Regions from separate parts of the Homo sapiens genome. Here region 1 is linked to region 2. Evidence: chromatin loops called from intact Hi-C (ENCODE). Cell type or tissue: dorsolateral prefrontal cortex. All regions are shown on one strand. Each heading gives the region's core, and the rest is flanking DNA. Links, peaks and the distances in the headings are about the cores only.

Evidence for each region. A loop is a pair of places that touch in the nucleus more often than their neighbours do. Peaks named below come from ENCODE experiments on the same cell type or tissue, not always from the same donor. Only the 100,000 strongest peaks of a DNase experiment are listed, where the experiment ranks them.
Region 1: it touches region 2 in a loop (2.1-fold over the local background); 93 of 110 quality-filtered maps call a loop at or near these places.

Annotation. Positions count from the first base shown.
Region 1 is chr9:35,959,189-35,968,010 of GRCh38, reverse strand. No RefSeq gene overlaps it. Among named protein-coding and RNA genes, the nearest start is that of OR2S2, 5.4 kb to the right of the region's middle. In dorsolateral prefrontal cortex, for the core only: no CTCF peak of the experiment used is centred there; a DNase peak (open chromatin) is centred at 5,286.
Region 2 is chr9:36,018,777-36,027,598 of GRCh38, reverse strand. It overlaps the pseudogene OR2AM1P. Among named protein-coding and RNA genes, the nearest start is that of RECK, 14 kb to the left of the region's middle. In dorsolateral prefrontal cortex, for the core only: CTCF peaks have their summits at 3,775 and 3,977 (motif pointing right); a DNase peak (open chromatin) is centred at 3,998.

The sequences.
Region 1 (8,822 bases), core at 583-8,582, 60 kb after region 2:
AAGTAGAAAATAGAGTGGTGATAACTAGAGGCTGGGAAGTGGGGGTGGTGGAGGAGGGAGAATTTGACTAATGCATGCAAAATTATAGCTAGAGAGAAGGAATAAGTTCTAGTGTTCTTTAGCCCTGTAAGGTAACTGTAGTTAATAATAATTTATGCTATATTTTCAAATAACCAAAAGAGGGTATTTTGAATGTTTCCAACACAAAGAAATGCTAAATGTTCAAGGTGATGGATATGCTAAAAAAAAAAAAACCTTGGTTTTATCATTGTACATTGTATACAGATATTGAAATGTCACCTTGTACCCCAGGTAACAAATAAAAATTAACTCACAATGGATCGCAGATTTAAATTTAAAGGGTAAAACTATAACTCTTCTAGCAAAAAATATAGGAGAGAAACCTTGAAACATACAGCATAGTGGAGAGTTCTTAGGCATAACAACAAAAAGCAAAATTCATGAAAAAAAGATAAATTTGGATGTCACCAAAACAACTTTCAAAATCTGACAGTATAAAACAACAATAACAATAATTCAATTAGAAAATGGGCAAAATACATGAAGAGACATCTTGTCCAAACAGGATATACAGTGGCAAATAGCAATGAAAAGATGTTCAACATCACTAACTTTTATGCAAACGCAAATTAAGACCATAAGGTATCACTTCACACCTATTGAAACAGGTAGAATAAAACATGTTCACAGCACTGAAGTTGGCAAGGATTCAGAGAAACTAGATCTCTCACACGTTATTAGTGGGAGGTGTATATTGACACACCTACTCTGGAAAACAGGCAGTTCCTAAAAAACTAAATATATGCTTACCATATAACTCAGCAATTACACTAAACTAAATAACACTCTGGCATTTATCCCAGGAAATCAACATTTATGTCTGCACAAAAAAAGCTACTATACAATTGTTCACAGTAGCTTTATTTGCAATAACCAAAAATTGGGACAACAAAAATGTCCTAAAATGGGTGAATGAATAAACAAACTTTGGTACATCCATGCCATAGAATACTACTCAGCAATAAACAGAAATTAACTACTGATACATGCAGCAACATGAATAGACCTCACAGCATTACACTGAGTGAGAAAAAGTCAGTATCAAAAGATTACAAACTATATGATTCCATTTCTATAACATTCTCAAATGACCAAATTGTGGGGATAGAAAACAAATTAGTGGCTGCCAGGGGTTACAGATGGGGAAGGGAGGGGAGTAGGGATGACTAGAAAGGGATAGCATGGGGGAGACCTTTGTGGTGATAGAATAGTACCATGTCTTGATTGCGCTAGTGGTCGTATGAATCCACACATGTGATAAAATGAAATAGAACTATACACATACACATTGCACCAATGTCAATTTCCTGGTATGCTATTGCGTATTGAATATTGTGTATTTAGGTAAGGTGTAACAAGCAGGTGAAACTAGCAGAAGGATACAAGAGACATCTTCGTACTATCTTTGCCACTTTCTATGGATCTATAATTATTTCAAAGTTTAGAGGTTTTTAAAACAGGTAACAATAATTCAATGCCTTCTCATAATAAATATTCTTAGCCAACCAGGAACAAAAGGGAACATTCTTTTGAATGTTATCTATGAAAATCTATGGCAAATATCATACTAAATGGTGAAAATAGTGAAAGTATTCTCTGTGAGATGGGAATGAGGTAAGGATGTTTGCTATTGCCACTTTTCATTCGGCATTGAACTGAAGGAACCAGCTTGTGCAGCAAAGCAAGAAAAAGAGACAAGAAGTCTAAAATTTTTGAAGCAAGAAAAACAACCATCATTATTCACAGATGATATTACTTGTGACCTATGAGAAAATCTAAAATAATTTACAGACATATTATAAGAATTGAAAACAGTTTATGAGAATAGATTGTGGGGACAGATTTTTAAAAAATGAAAATAAATTTTAAAAGAAATAGAAAATAAAAATTTTATTTAAAAAAAAAAAAAAAGAAAAGAGAGTTTAGCCAGGTCACTAGACACTAAATTAACAGCAAAAAGAAATCTACTGCATTTCTACATTCCAGCAAGAGAAAATGAAATTTTTTTAAAGATACCAAGAAATATACATTAACTAGGGGTAAACCTGGCAAAGAGCTCCAAGATCTTTAGGCATGGAAGTATAAATTATAAAAAATTTTGAATAATATTAAAATAAAGAGAGAACAGTCTATCAATCACAGGTGGGAAAACTCAATGTTATAAAGATGTTAGTTCTCTTCAATTTGATCTATAGAGTCAATGCTATCCCAATTTTATTTATTTATTTATTTATTTATTTATTTATTTAAAGACAGAGTCTCACTCTGTTGCCCAGGTTGGAGTGCAGTGGCGTGATCTCAGCTCACTGCAGCCTCCACCTCCTGGGTTCAAGCGATTCTCCTGACTCAGCCACCCGAGTAGCTGGGATTACAGGCATACGCCACCATGCCTGGCTAATTTTTGTATTTTTAGTAGAGATGGGGGTTCACCATGTTGGCCAGGCTGGTCTCGAACTCCTGACATCAAGTGATCCACCCACCTTGGCCTCCCAAACTGCTGAGATTACAGGCGTGAGCCACCGCAGTCAGCCCTATCCCAATTTTTAAACCACAGAAAGAAATATTGTAGAATTTAATAAGCTGGTTGTATAGTTTATATAGAAGAACAAAAGGACTAACAACAGCTATGACATATTTGAAGAAGTATTGGGTGGAGATGAAGGGAGGTACCCTACGAGAAATGAACACATACTATAAAGCAATCAATGAGGGCAGTGTAGTGATGACACAGGAATAGACAAGTAAACCAATGGAAACGATTAGAAACGCCACACACAGATCCATTCCTGTTAGGAGACCTGATGCATGGCAGAGATGGTATTGCAGATCGGTGGAGAAAGGATGGGTTGTAAATTCAATTAGGAAAATCGGGAATATGTATGTATACCAGGAGAAATGTACAAAATATTCATAGCAGCATTCACTGGGAAGCAACCCAATTATTCATCAAAGTAGAATGTATACATAAGCTATGCTACATTCATTTAATGGATTTTAACAATGTAAATTAACAAACTTAGCTACGCTCATAAACATAGACGAATCTCACAAACATAATAATATTGAGTGAAGAAACAAGTCAAAAAGAATACCTACGACTGATACCATTTATCCAGAGTTTAGAAAGAGGCAAGCCTAAATGATACTGTTTAAGGATGCATACATAGATGATAAAGTTTAAGAAAAGCAAGGAAATGGTTATAACTAAAATCAGGAGTGTAGTTATCTCTGGAAGGAGGGAAAGAGGACTAGGATCAGAAAGGGATACTGAGGGAGCCTCAAAGGTACTGGCAATGTCTGTCTCTTAAGTTAGGTGGTAATTGCTAATATTCTCTAGATTAAAAATATGTTTTATATACTCTTATATTAATGTGTACATGTGTGCTATATTTCACATTTTAAATTATTACACATACCAAAAATTTTAAGTACCAAGTTTTAGATACTATAATGCCATATAACTTCTCACCTATCAAATTGGCTAAGCCCCAAAGGCCAACATACTATGTTGGCAGAGTGTGGAAAAACAGACATTCTCATTCACTGATGAGAGGAACGTGTGAATTTGACAATCTCTATCAAAATTACAAGTGAGCATAAAACAGATATATTTTCACCACATGTGCTAAATTATGACTATGCAATGGTATTTGTTGTAGCATTGATAGTAATAGCCCAAGGTTGGAAAATCAATGGCCATCAGTGGCTGGGTGCAGTGGCTCAGCCTGTAATACCAGCACTTTGGGAGGCCGAGGTGGGCGGATCACTTGAGGTCAGGGGTTCAAGACCAGCCTGGCCCACATGGTGAAACCCCATCTCTACTAAAAAATAAAAAAAATTAGCCATGTGTGGTGGCACACGCCTGTAATCCCAGCTACTCGGGAGGCTGAGGTGGGAGACTTGCTGGAACCCAGGAGGCGGAGGTTGCAGTGAGCCAAGATTGTGCCACTGCACTCCAGCCTGGGCAATAGAGTGAGACTCCATCTCAAAAAATAAAAATAAAATAAAATTAGCCGGCGTGGTGGTGCACATCAGTAATCCCAGCTACTCGTAGGCTGGGGCATGAGAAACGCTTGAATCCAGAAGGCAGCAGTTGCTGTGAGCCAAGATCTGCACTCCAACCCGAGTGACAGACCAAGACTCCATCTAAAACCAAAAAAAGACCACCGGTAGCCGACTGGCTAATTAAAGGATGGCACACCCATTCTTTAACATACACAATGGAGTGTATGTAGCCATTTAAAAGAATGAGGCAGCAATTTTTTTTTTCAGGAAAACTCTCCAATGTATATTTTTAAATGAGAAAAGGAAGATAGTAAAACAATGTATATTTCTGCTTAGCTTGTCTCAAAAATATTTATTAGTATAGAATATCTCTAGGGAAAAAAATCACACAAGAAATTGCTAATATTGCTTGCCGCAAGAGAGAATGACTGAGTAATTGGAGAGTGAGGCTTAATTTTTAATATATACACTTCTGCATCTTAATTTTGTTCCAAGTCAAGTAATACCTACTAATAATTATGACAGTCGTGGTGATGATGATGATGATGACTACAAGTGATGAAAAAGAGAATCAGGTGTATTGAGACTGAAATCCCAGCTCTGCCACTCACTAGTGATCATTGGTAAATTGCTTAACTTTTTGAAGGCTGTCCCTCAAATGAAAACATCGGGGGATCATACGAATCTCCTGGGCCGACTGAAAGTAGGTGCTCAACACACATGCGTCACATGCATACCGTATATGTACGGTGTTTGTCAGTGTGCCCGGCACATGGTAGCGCTCCATAGATGGAGCTTGTGCTGCTGCTGCTGCTGCTGTTGGAAGACATCTGTCTTGTCAACCATTCTGGATCTCTAGGACTTCAACCTGGGGACAAGGTGCTCTTCCCTGAAGCGAGCACCATCTTTGTTTCTCTGACACCTGAGGGAAAGCTCAGGGGGGAGCCAGCATTTTTGAGGTCTCCTCTCCATGTCCAGTGGCTGGGCCCCTGTCACCACCTCTAATTGGGATGGGGTGTGGTCCCTGGAGCTCCCAGGTATGCATCGACCTGTGCCCTGTGCACATGTGGCACTCCAAACTTTAAATTACTTGTGGGATTAGCAGGGCCCTGGAGTAACTAATGTGTCAGGGGCCCCATAGAGTACACGGTGCGGCTCGAGGATTCCTTCGGCTGCTGGGGAAAACCTACCTTCGGGATTTCTGGGCCTCAGGCCAGGAAGCCAGATCCTCTTCATGAAGAGTCTGGAGCTGGGACAGCAGCATTTAGCCAGCACAGCTGAAAGGAATGAAGTGAGAGAAACACCACCAAAGGCTAAAGTGCCCACACGATTTAAGAGGAAAAAGAAGAAAGAGGGTCTCCCAGGTAAGGCAGGGGCATGTCGGGGGTCTTTCTCTGGCACAGTGTCTAGCCAGGGATCCAGGGAGGAACTGAGAATTGCGTGTGGAATCAGGAGACTCAGAAGCGGCCATCGCGCAAGAAGCAGATGGGGAGAGCTGGGCTGGGGCGGGGGCAGGGATGGGGCGGGGCAGGGATGGGGACATGCCTCTTGCAGGACGTTTGCCTCAGATGCGCTTTCCTCCTCGCCCCGCCTCTGCTTCCAGAAACCTCCCAGCTGCCACTGGTCCTAAGCAGCAGCTGCTGCTGGGGCAGAGAGGAGCTGCTGGGCTCCCAGTGCCCGCCGGGGACCCCATGAACCAAGTCCCCTCCCTGTCCTTGCTGCTCTGTCCCTACGCAAGCCCCGAGGGGGCCTGGCAGGGCTTCCATCCCACTCCACAGGCGAGGAAGGGAGGCTCAGAGGAAAAGCGGACTCCCTCAGGGTCAGGGGGCGAGAGGCAGGTGGGCCTGTACCCAGCCCTGTCTCTAAGCCCACTCTGCGGCTAGCGCTTTCCGTTTCTCTCACCCGCCTCTGAGAAATGCTGAGATTTTTTCTGAATACAAAATAACTCGTATCCATGGTATTCAGAGAAAATTTGGGAAACACTGAAGAGGTACCGAGAGGAATGCTCTGCCCCTATGGATTTTGCTATCTTTTCTTTCCAGTCGCTTTTTTTTTTTTTTTTTTTTTTTTTTGAGATGGAGTCTCTGTCATCCAAGCTGGAGTGCGATGGCGTGATCTCGGCTCACTGCAACCTCCGCCTCCCGGGTTCAAATGATTCTCCCACCTCAGCCCCCGAAGTAGCTGGGATTACAGGCACATGCCACTATGCCCTGCTAACGTTTTTTGTATTTTTAGTAGAGTCGGGGTTTCACCATGTTAACCAGGCTGGTCTTGAAATCCAGACATCAAGCGATCTGCCTGTCTCGGCCTCCCAAAGTGCTGGGATTATAGGCGTGAGCCACTGCGCCCGGCCTCCAGTCACTTTCTATCCACATGATTGCTTACCTAATTGAGATCATAATAGTGTGTGCAAGTTTGACCTTGCCCTTTTAATTTATCATTATGCTATAGTAATATTAGCATGGAGAAAATTACCAATAGGACTATGAGGTCTGTCTAATATTCCATTATGTGAAAAGCATGATTTACTTAGGCACTTATTGGTGGAGAGCTGTATTGTTTTCTATTTTCATTCACAAATACTGCTGTGATAAATACCTTTATTGAGAGATCTTGGCCTCCATGCTCACTGATTCTTTAACACATTTCCTGAAGGGAGAACAGCTGAGGTGAGGGGCAGGCAGGTTTTTTGAATTTTTCCTTTTCCTAGGCAAATTTCCCTCCAGAAAGGCTGCATGAGAGTGTATGGCGCTCTTTTTACAGCACCACGTTGCCTCCTACTTCTCATCTGCCTGCTGGCTCCAGAACAGGTAGAGACAAGACCATGAGCCAAGCCAGGTCCCTGGGACAAACCAAGGCTCCATGCCTGCAGGAAGCGGCCACTGAGCCCAAAGCTTCCCCTCTTCCCCTTGCTCTCCCTAGCTGCCTCCCACCTCCCCGCTTCTCTCCCTCCTCTTATGGGGCTGCAGGTGCCAGACCTCTTTGTTTGCTTTCATTCTGAATCCCTTCCAAAACCTGACATAGCTCTACTAACTGTTGAATGTTTCTTGATGGACAACCAGGAATTCAGATCTCCCCTTCACACAGACACACACACACACACACACACACACACACCCCTCACATTCATCAGTGTGGGCAGCCACCTTCATCAAGGACCGCTCCCTGCTTGCAGAGGTCAGCACTGGAGGGTCCACGACAACCCTCAGAGCTGGGATGCCCTGGGAAGCAATTATTCAGCCTTCTCATGGAGCACATGGGGAAACTGAGGCCTAGGGGGGAGAAGAGACTTACTCCAGCTTGATGGAATATCCATCACCCAGGCAGGGGTAGTTCCACTAGCTCTGATCTCAGAGTGCAGAGTCTTCCCAGCTGTACAGTTCATTTCAATTAAACAAATGTACTCAGCAACTTTTCATAACAGACAGAGGCTTCCACAGAGGCAGCTCTCAAGGAGGCCAAATCCCACGCATCATTCATGCCCACAGGATGTTATTCATGGATAGAAACTTCTGTGTGCATAGATTTATCTTGTGGGAATGCGCAGTGTGGCTTCCCTAACAGAAATCACTTTCCTTGGCCTCTGCAACCACAGCATCTGCTTGAATCTGGTTTGTGGCACTGAATATAATGTTTGCTTTTCTTCATTTTCTGGAGTGGGTGAGAGGTGCACTAGGAGGAACAGGAGATAAGCTGGGGTGGAAGTTCAGGGTGGGGCACTCAGAGGGGGTCAGCTTGCACTGAGCAACCAGGAACACCCTTCTGTGCTGTATGAAGGGATGGGAAGAGGGGAATAGGATTGCACAGGAAATACCTTGAGACCCATGGTTGTGTAATGGGGGAAGCTTCTCCTGGGTTAGACCAATCGTTCTCTTCTGGGTATAATTTTGCACCGTCCCCCCCGCCAACCCCCCCCCCCCCGCCCCAACACACACACCTTTCCCCTGGAAGCATGTGGCAGCGTCTGGAAACATTTTGATTGTTACAACTCAGGGTAGAAGGTGCTATTGGCAACTGATTGGTGGAGGTCAGAGACTCTGCTAAACATCCTACAATGCACAGGACAGCCCTCACACCAAAGGGTTATCCAGCACAAAATGTCAATCGTAAAGAATTTGAGAAACCCTGAGTTCCATTTAGGGTGGGAGGTGCACTGCCTGACAACACATCTGACATAAACCCTCCCCCATGACTGAAGAGAGAGTGTTGGACAGACAGTGAGACTGGCCAGAGAATACACAGAGCTAATTGAGATCATAACAGTGTGTACAAGTTTGACTTTGTCCTTTTAATTTATCATTATGCTATAGCAATATTAGCACAGAGAAAATTATAAATAGGACTATAAGATCTGTCTAATATTGGAGGGACAGAATCTTTTGCAAAGCTGTGCACCAAAAGAGAAAAGCAGCTGTTTCGTGAAAGAACTCAGGACTAGGTCTTGGAATCCAACTCCAGCTCTGCCATTCAACCCCAAGGAGCAAATTTATCTTCTGAGCTCCAGTTACTTCACCTGTAAAACCTGAATGATAATATCTTCTCCATGAGCTGTTTCAAGAAATATGGCACAGCTTATATTCCTTAATATTAGTGAGAATCCCTAATATTCTCACTAATATTAATATTAACCACTCATCTTCCATCATCCACCCACTCTTATACACACTCATAGAGCCACTGTCATTAAGAAGGAGCTATCAAAATATTATCTATGAGTACTTTGAATTTAGAGTCAG
Region 2 (8,822 bases), core at 643-8,642:
TATCTATTTGCACTTGGCTACATTTTAGAACTATTTGAAATGAGAATTAGGGTGGGGACAGTGTATAAACTAAAGAAAATTACTAGTTCAGTCAGCTAAAAAATTACACATAACAATTCAGATAAGAATGAGAACTGAAGAAAGAAGTTGCTTCTTTTTTAAAAAAATTGACTTTACTGAGGTATAATTTGCACACAATAAAATGTACCCATTCTAGGCCGGGCACGGTGGCTCACGCCTGTAATCCCGCACTTTGGGAGGCCGAGCGGGGAGGATCATGACGTCAGGAGTTGGAGACCATCCTGGCTAACGCGGTAAAACCCCGTCTCTACTAAAAGATACAAAAAATTAGCCGGGCGTGGTGGCGGGCGCCTGTAGTCCCAGCTACTCAGGAGGCTGAGGCAGGAAAATGGAACCAGGAGGCGGAGCTTGCAGTGAGCTGAGATCACGCCACTGCACTCCAGCCTGGGTGACAGAGCTAGACTCCATTTCAAAAAACAAAAAAAGGTACCCATTCTAAGATTCAGTTCCATGAGTCTTAAGAAATGTATGCTCTTGTGTAACTACCATCACAAAATCAAGATATAAAATATTCCCACCACTCCCCAAAGCTTCTTCATGCCCTTGCAATCAACCCCGCACCTCACCAGGCTCCAGGCAACAACTGGTATGATTTTTGTCACCATATATTAGCTATGACTTTTCTAGAATTCCAATCATACACCATGTACTCTTTTGTGTCTGGCCTCTTTCACTTAGTATAATGTTTCTGAGATAATCCTATGTCTTAGCATTTTTTGGGTATTTTGTTCCTTTTTACTGCTGGGTAGTATTTCATTGTATGGATGTACCTCAATTTGTTTATCTTTTGACTTATTGATGAATATTTGGGTTATTTTCAATGTGGGGCTATTATGAATAAAGATTCTATGAGCATTTGTGTACATGTCTTTGTATGGATGTATATTTTTATTTCTTTTATGTAAACACTCATGTCTCAAGATGTATTCGAGTCATCTTAATTTATGTAGATGACCGAGTGAAAATACATAGAGGCCAATGCCTTTGAAAGAAGATTTTTATTATTTACATTTCCCAAGAGGAGAGGTCACACCATTCCATGCTGGGGTCATGTGGGGAAGCACCAAGGTTTTTTCAGGAGGCAGAAGCAAGAGTGAGGGGAGAGCCTAGGCCAGAGACTCTATTACAGTTTCCTTGGGAAAGGCAGGGCAGGGGTGGGTAGACAGCATAGGATTGAAAAATATGTGGGCTCTGGGCTATGAGGGTGGTCTCTGGTTGTCCGATACATGGCCCTGGGTGGTTTAGGGCAGGGAAATATTGGTTGGTATGTGAGTTAGATAAGGAGGTGGTTCAGAGTATAGGCTCTGGATCTCAGAGGAGATGTAAACAACTTTGGTTGTTAGTTTGGCCCTGAAATTAACGGATGTCAAATAGACAAATGCAGAATCTAAGAAAATACAAAACTCAAGACTTGAACTATTGTCACAAGGAAGTGTATGTTTAACTTTATAAGAAACCAGTAGCTGTTTTCCAAAGGATTGTACCATATTACATTCTCATCAGCAATGTATGTGAGTTCTAGTTGCTACATGTCTTCCATAACACTTGGTATTGTCAGTCTTTAAAATTTTAGACATTCCAATGAGTGTAGGGTGAAATCTCATTGTGGTTTTAATTTGATTTTCCATAGTGACTAATGACGTTGAACAATTTTCATGTGCTTCTTGGACATCTATAAATCTTTTGTGAAACTCCTTTGTGAAGCATCTGTTCAAATCTTTCCCACATTTTCGGGGACTGCCTTCTTATTGCATTGTGAGAGTTCTTTACATATTATGGATACAAGTCCTTTATCAGATATATGCATTGCAACTATTGTCTGTCAATCTGTTGCTTACCCATTCATTTTCTTAATGGTATTGTCCGAAGAGCATAAGTTTTAAACTTTGGTGAAGTCCAATTTGGCACTTATTTCCTTTAGGGTTCATGCTTTTTTGCATCTTAAGAAACTTTTGCCTATTCTGAGGTCACAAAGATTTTCTCCTGTGTTTTCTTCTAGACTTTCCGTAGTTCTAGCTTAAGCATTTATGTCTATGATTGATTTCAAATGAAGTTTTGTGAATGGTGTGAAGTAAAGGTCAAGGTTCATTTCTTCCCCCGTATGACTATCCAGTTGCTCCAGAAACATCAACGCCCAACTGGCTTGGGCCTGCTTTGACACTGCTGATACAATGGACCCCTGAAGATGTGGCTAATATTCCCATTTGTTCTAAATCTTTCCATTCAATGGCCTTGACCCATTAAATGGAAAGATTTAGTAATGGGGTCACTTCATCACTCACCATGGTGATCCTGCTGACAACATGATCAGATAATATGTCCAACCACCCCTGTATCCTTCTAATGGGGACAGGAATTCTGGACCCCTTTCATGTGCCATCGGGGCTGAGAGTGTCTTGGAATTGGTGGTCTGTTGCAGGCCCAGTCCTTCTGGGCTTGTAGCATCCATAAGATGTTGGTCATTCTGGAGAAGTAAAGAACCATAAATATTCATGGATTCGCCCTTAACAAATATGGACTTTCTATCAGAGGTTTTATTTTCTCAACATCACCCACAACCTCTAGCTTGGGCACCAGCCCAGGATGGAGAAGGTGTTAAATTCCTCCCTATCCAATCAATAGAATCTTACACTAGTTCTATCTTTTCTGATTATCCTCTTCAATCTGACCAAGCTTCTAGCTAAGAAAGCACTCCATTTCTCCCTAAGGACATTGGAAACCTTAATTATTATATCGTGAATTCTCTTGCCTATACCTTTTAGTAAAGATAAAGGTAAACCCAAACTGCTGATAACCCCCAATTTTGCTCTTAATCTATAAAAGAGAAATTCTGGATTTTTAAAAACTCTCTTTTCTCTCAGAAAGCCTAATTTTTTTGAGATGAGGTCTCACTCTGTTGCCCAGGCTGGAGTGCAGTGGTGCAATCAAGGCTCACTCTGTGCAGCTTTGAACTCCTGGGCTCAAGTGGTCCTGCCCCAGCCTTCCAAGTAGCTGGGACCACAGGTGTGTGCTGTCACACCCAGCTAGTTTTAAATTTTTTTGTAGAGATGGGGTCTCACCATGTTTCCCAGGCTGGTCTGAAACTCTTGGCCTCAGGTGATCCTCCTGCCTTGGCCTCCCAAAATGCTGGGATTACAGGTGTGAGCCACCATGCCTGGCCAGAAAGCCTAATTTTTAAGATTATTGTCTAATTTGACACTCTAAGAGAAAAACAAACGTTTCATTCTAGGGAGTCTTTGTTCATCTCCATGAATTAATGAAACTATTGATTGAATAGGGGGAGCAAATGGGCAACTTGATTTTGGGAATATAAAACCACACTGGTCAAGGGTATCTCTTCTGGCAGCATGAACAATTAGATTCTCTGAGTATTCTCGTCTTGCTGAGTGTGAAACACAACTGAGCATGCTGAATAAAATGTAAAAACATTTTTTTAAAAGGTACTGATGAGCTTTCCAGAAACTAAGGGATACTCAAAGGCCAAAAATTAAGTGAAATCTGCAACCCAGAGACTTAAAAGCATTGACATTTTAGGCTTTTGCTATGAGGGAATTTGCCGGGCTGATGAACACCTCACAGGCTTGCTGATGCCCAAGGGCTTGGCTCACAGTAGGAGACTTGCGCGAGGACGTCTTCCTACCCTGCCTCTTCCTTCAGCCCTCCTGCCCTGGTCCCACATCTTCTAGGGCTTTGCTCCTCAAAGCGTGGCCTGCAGAGTTCAGCAGCATAGACATTACCTGGAAATCTGTTAGAGATGTAGAATGTCAGACCCTACCTCAGACTCACCGAATCCTTATCCACATTCTCAGATAACTCATGAAAACATTCAAGTTTGAGAAGCACCTATCTCAGGAGCTTGCAGAAATTTCAATTGTCAGCTTCAGCAATGTCCACCAGGTGGCAGGTTTGCAGCAGGCACAGGTAGCTAGAGCTGCAACCAGCCACCCAATTCTGTAAGTGGCACTGGAAGTTAGGAACAATTGCTCACGAACTGTGGAGGGAATGAATGGAGGGGCGACCCCAGAGGAGACCCCTAATCAAAGAGTGGCGGGTGGTGGGGTGCGAGCCATGAGTTCCCCCTCTCTGGCAGTCCCCAGTTGTATTGGCTAGTGACAGGGACGGGCTATACGCTCTCATTTTACAGACAAAGAAATCAAGGCCCAGAGAAGGAAGGAGACTTAGCCAAGTGCTCAGCAGCGGGAAATAGTGTTAGGGCTGGACTTGGAAGGCAGGTGTCAGGCTGCCTGGCCTGGGCTGAAAGCACTCTGTGGTCTATGCTGACCTGAGCGGCTGCCTCTCCACTCCCTCCCCTCAGATGCTCTTTGAACAGCTATCTTGTTTTCTCTGGAAGTGCTAGAAGCTGCTGTTATAATAATTCAATTCGGATGGCCAGTGGTATTTCCACATGATATAGTTTGGATACTTTCCTCACCCAAAACTCATATTGAATTGTAATCCCCAGTGCTGGAGCTGGGGCCTGGTGGGAGGTGTTTGGATCACGGGCAGATTCCTCATGGCTTGGTGCTGTCTTTGTGATAGTGAGTTCTCCCAAGATTCAGTTGTTGTAAAGTGTGGCACCTCCTGCCTGCTCTCTCTCTCTTTCTCTCTCTTTATCTTTCTCTCTCTTTCACTCACTCCTGCTTTGGCCATGTGAAGTGCCTGCTCCCACTTCACCTTCTGCCATGAGTAAAAGATCCCTGAGGCCTCCCCAGAAGTTAAGCAGATGCTGGAGCCATGTTTGTATAGTCTGCAGAACCATGAGCCAGTTAAACTTCTTTTCTTTATAAATTACCCAGTCTCAGGTATTTCTTTATAGCAGTACAAGAATGGCCTAATACACCACAATACTCAAGGTCCTGTGGCTAGAATCACTGCCTTGGAAGGTCAACTTTGAAAGGACCTCAAAGCCATGCAGTCTAAAACTAGCTTCTAGCAGGGGAGAGAAACAGCTAAGGTCCACGGAGGGGCTCCGACGGCCAGCCCCCACCCCAACCCCCACTGCCATGTCTTGTCATTAGTTCATTTGGGTTTTTTGTTTGCTTTTTTGTTGCTTTGTTTCTTTGGTTGCAATTATGCCTACTCTCATGTCAGAAAGGATTTGTGGTAACCCAAAAATGTATTCAAGGCCAAAAAATTAAAAATAGATAGGTAAGGAAATGGGGCAATGGGAAATTAAAAGTAGAAATGTGGGGGCACTTTCCCTCTAGGTCCTTTGATAGAAGCTTCCATTACTTGTGACACAACAGGGGACACTCAGTTTACTTGTTCGTCCTAGTCCCATGGTTCATGGCCTGGACCTTGGGAAAGTCCCTTCTTTCCTCTGAGTTATCATTTCCCCATGAGCACAGTGAGGTGCTTAGAGATCATATGTTCTGGCCACCTGGGATTCTGACAGTCTGTCATTCAGTTAGGGGTTTCTGAAATACCAGGTTCTTCACAGCAGCCTTCACACCCTTTTTCCTCAGGCTGTAGATGATGGTGTTCAGCATGGGGGTGACCACTCCATAGGAGAGGGAGATGAGTTTGTCTGCAAAATCCTGCTTGTCTGCCCCCAGTGGGTCCTTCGACTTGGGCTTCCCATGCGTGAAGAGGATGGTCCTGTAGAAGATGACCACAACTGTGAGGTGGGCAGAGCAGGTGGAGAAGGCCTTTTGCCTGATCATGTTGATAGAGATGTCAGCACAGGCCAACTTCAGGACAGCCAGGACCTCACAGGTCAAGTGGTTGATGATGTCCCCATAGAAGGGCAGGTGACTGATGACATTTAGTCTCTTCCCTTCCCTTAGGGCAGATGGGCCAAGAACTCCTCTGCTCTGGTGATATCAGCCAGGAGTCAGTCCCAGGTACCCTGTAACTCCAGTGCCAAGACTTTAAACTTTTACTGACCTTTAAGTAAATTTCACTTCACCAGTGAGCCTCTATGACTGGATAGCAAGGGGCCTCCTGCACGTTTTGGCCAAGTTGAAGTTCAGTTATCTCTGAACTTCCCTCCTCCTCATTCCCCATCAGCTCTCACGAAAGACACTGACTTGCTTCTGAGGCTGGTCCTGAGATTTCCCTTGCTTTTTTCAGGGAACTAAAAATCTCTCTTTCGGATTTCTAGGTGCTCACATGTGATTTATCCTGGGTCATCATAAGCTTGTTGACAATCCAGAGGTTTTGCAGTTGGCTTTATTTTACCCTGTGCTTGAAAACCATACAAACTCTGTAGAAATCCATCTCCTCCGAGCTCTGCTTTGTGATCTGACCCCTTCCCAGGTTGCTACAGGAGCACTTCCAGCAAGGAGCTGTGAGACTGTCCTGTACCTGTGCAAGCACACAGTGTCTGTGCCGTGGCCGTTTGGCTCAAGTCAAGAGATGGCTACTGAGCACACCTTCTGTGCCAGGCCTGATTCTCAGTGCTGGGTACTCAGAGATGAAAATCAAAGTTTCTACTTTAAAGAGCTCAATATTTAGGAGAAGACAGACATGCTAAAAAATCAGTGCAAGGGCTATAACAGCAACAGCAGCTGTAGAAGCAGTGGTAGGAGCTATTATCAATTGAATATAAATTTTGTACTAGGAGGCCAGATGCGGTGACTCCCCTTTGTAATCCCAGCACTTTGGGAGGCTGAGGCAGGCGGATTGCTTGAGCTCAGGAGTTCAAAACCAGCTTGGGCAACACAATGAGACCCCATCTCTACAAAATTTTTTTTTTTAGAAAATAGCTGGGTTTGGGGGCATGCACCAGTAGTCCCAGCTATAATCAAGCAGCTTAGCAGCTAAGCCTCAAAATGCATTTTATAACTCTTTTTCCTTTCCCCTTTCTTCCTCCTCCCACCCCCAGTCTCAAGATATAACTTTGAGACAGACTGCTTATGTGTTACCTTTCATCTTGAAATACAGCCTCAGAATGGGCTGTGAACCTCCACTCCCTTTCTTTTCCCATTCTGTGCTCCCATGCCTTATGCACATTTATTTACCTAGATGCTTGTTAAGCACACACCATGCTCACTTATCTGGTCATATGCTTCCTTTGATGCTTCAGAGGTCAGATCCTGATAGGGACCAGACACCTCCAGAATTCTCTGTCCAACAAAAGGTTACCTCAGGGCTGGAACCCACTCTCAGCTGAAGAGTGAACACAAGGTTGACTGTGATTAATTTATAACCTGGTAGGATCCACAATGGCACCAGCCCCTTCACCAAATGGAACAATAATTCAAGATGAGCCATCGGACTGTCATAGCACCTGGCATCTCCTAGCCCCACTTGCCTTTTCCACATTCCAAAATGCCTTCTTTAAAAACCCTTGCATTCCCAGCCAGGCACGGTGGCTCACGCCTGTAATCCCAGCACTTCGGGAGGCCGAGGCAGGCAGATCACGAGGTCAGGAGATTGAGACCATCCTGGCTAACACAGTGAAACCCCGTTTATACTAAAAATACAAAAAAATTAGGCAGGTGCAGTGGCAGGTGCCTGTATCCCACCTACTTGGGAGACTGAGGCAGGAGAATGGCGTGAACCCAGGAGGTGGAGCTTGTAGTGAGCGAGATCGTGCCACCGCACTCCAGCCTGGGTGACAGAGTGAGACTGTCTCAAAAAAAAAAAAAAAAAAAAAAAAAAAACCACCACCACCACCACCACCACCAAAAACCCCTGCATTCCCTCCACAAATTGAAGACTGGAATTTGCTGTCTACTCTTCCCCTTGCTGGCATGTATAATAAAGGAATATGGCTCTTCCGTATCATAACTCGTTATTATTTTGACTTCATTCCACAAGCAGTGAGCAACTAGATCCTTTTGCCAGTTCCACAGCTACTCGGGAGGCTGAGGTGGGAGGACTGCTTGAGCCCAGGATGTTGAGGATGCAGTGAGGCATGATCATACCACTGCACTCCAGAATGGGTGAGACAGCAAGACCTTGTTTCAAAAAAATTAAAAAAATGAAAAATTATGTACTAGGCACCTTATGTACTGTCATTCTCACAACATCCTCAGAAGGAAAGAGCTATCACATCTGTCCTCAGATGAAGAGAGAAAGTGCAATAAAATCCAAAACATATGTCTAAGGAACGGGGGCAGATGTTCTTATTCCACTGGTAAGCCTTTAAGTTGGATCTGAGGCCCAGCCCTATAACTAGGGCTGTTTTCCTCTTTGCTTTTAAATGTAAAGGTCAGACTAAAAGACTGAATGAATATCCATCTGCCCCTGACGTCTTCCATACACAGGTCAGGTCAGGATCTGTAGGGACTCTGTCTGGGCCCCATGTCTCCAAGGTCAGATTCCTCTCTGACCCAGGGCTGGATGTTTTGATTCCCCTTGAGCAGCTCCTCTTCCGTCCTGGGAAGGAAGCCATATGGTTTATTCCACAAATTGAATCATGGTTCAAACCTTCATTCTCTTGTAAGAAGAAAGATGAGGGATGTTTCTATTTTGGGATCACTTAAGCCTAATTAATTTGATTTGGAAGTATTCATGTTTGGAGTGTTTGCCAGTGTTTTTCTTTCAGTGGTCATGCAAAATAGTCAGAAACAGTCACAGGATGGATGCTCTCTGCTTAATCAGGGTTTCCTAAAACACACCACCGTACAGGCCATTCTTCAATTCTGGCTTTTGTTCCGCTCATAGACAATGGTAGGCCCAAGCTTGGAAGGAGCCTTAGGGACTAATCAGGCCAATTCCTGTGCAAAGCATACCAGCCTTACTACTTCCTTGATCACGGTCCTCCAGGCTCAGCTGGAATACAAATGCCCCTC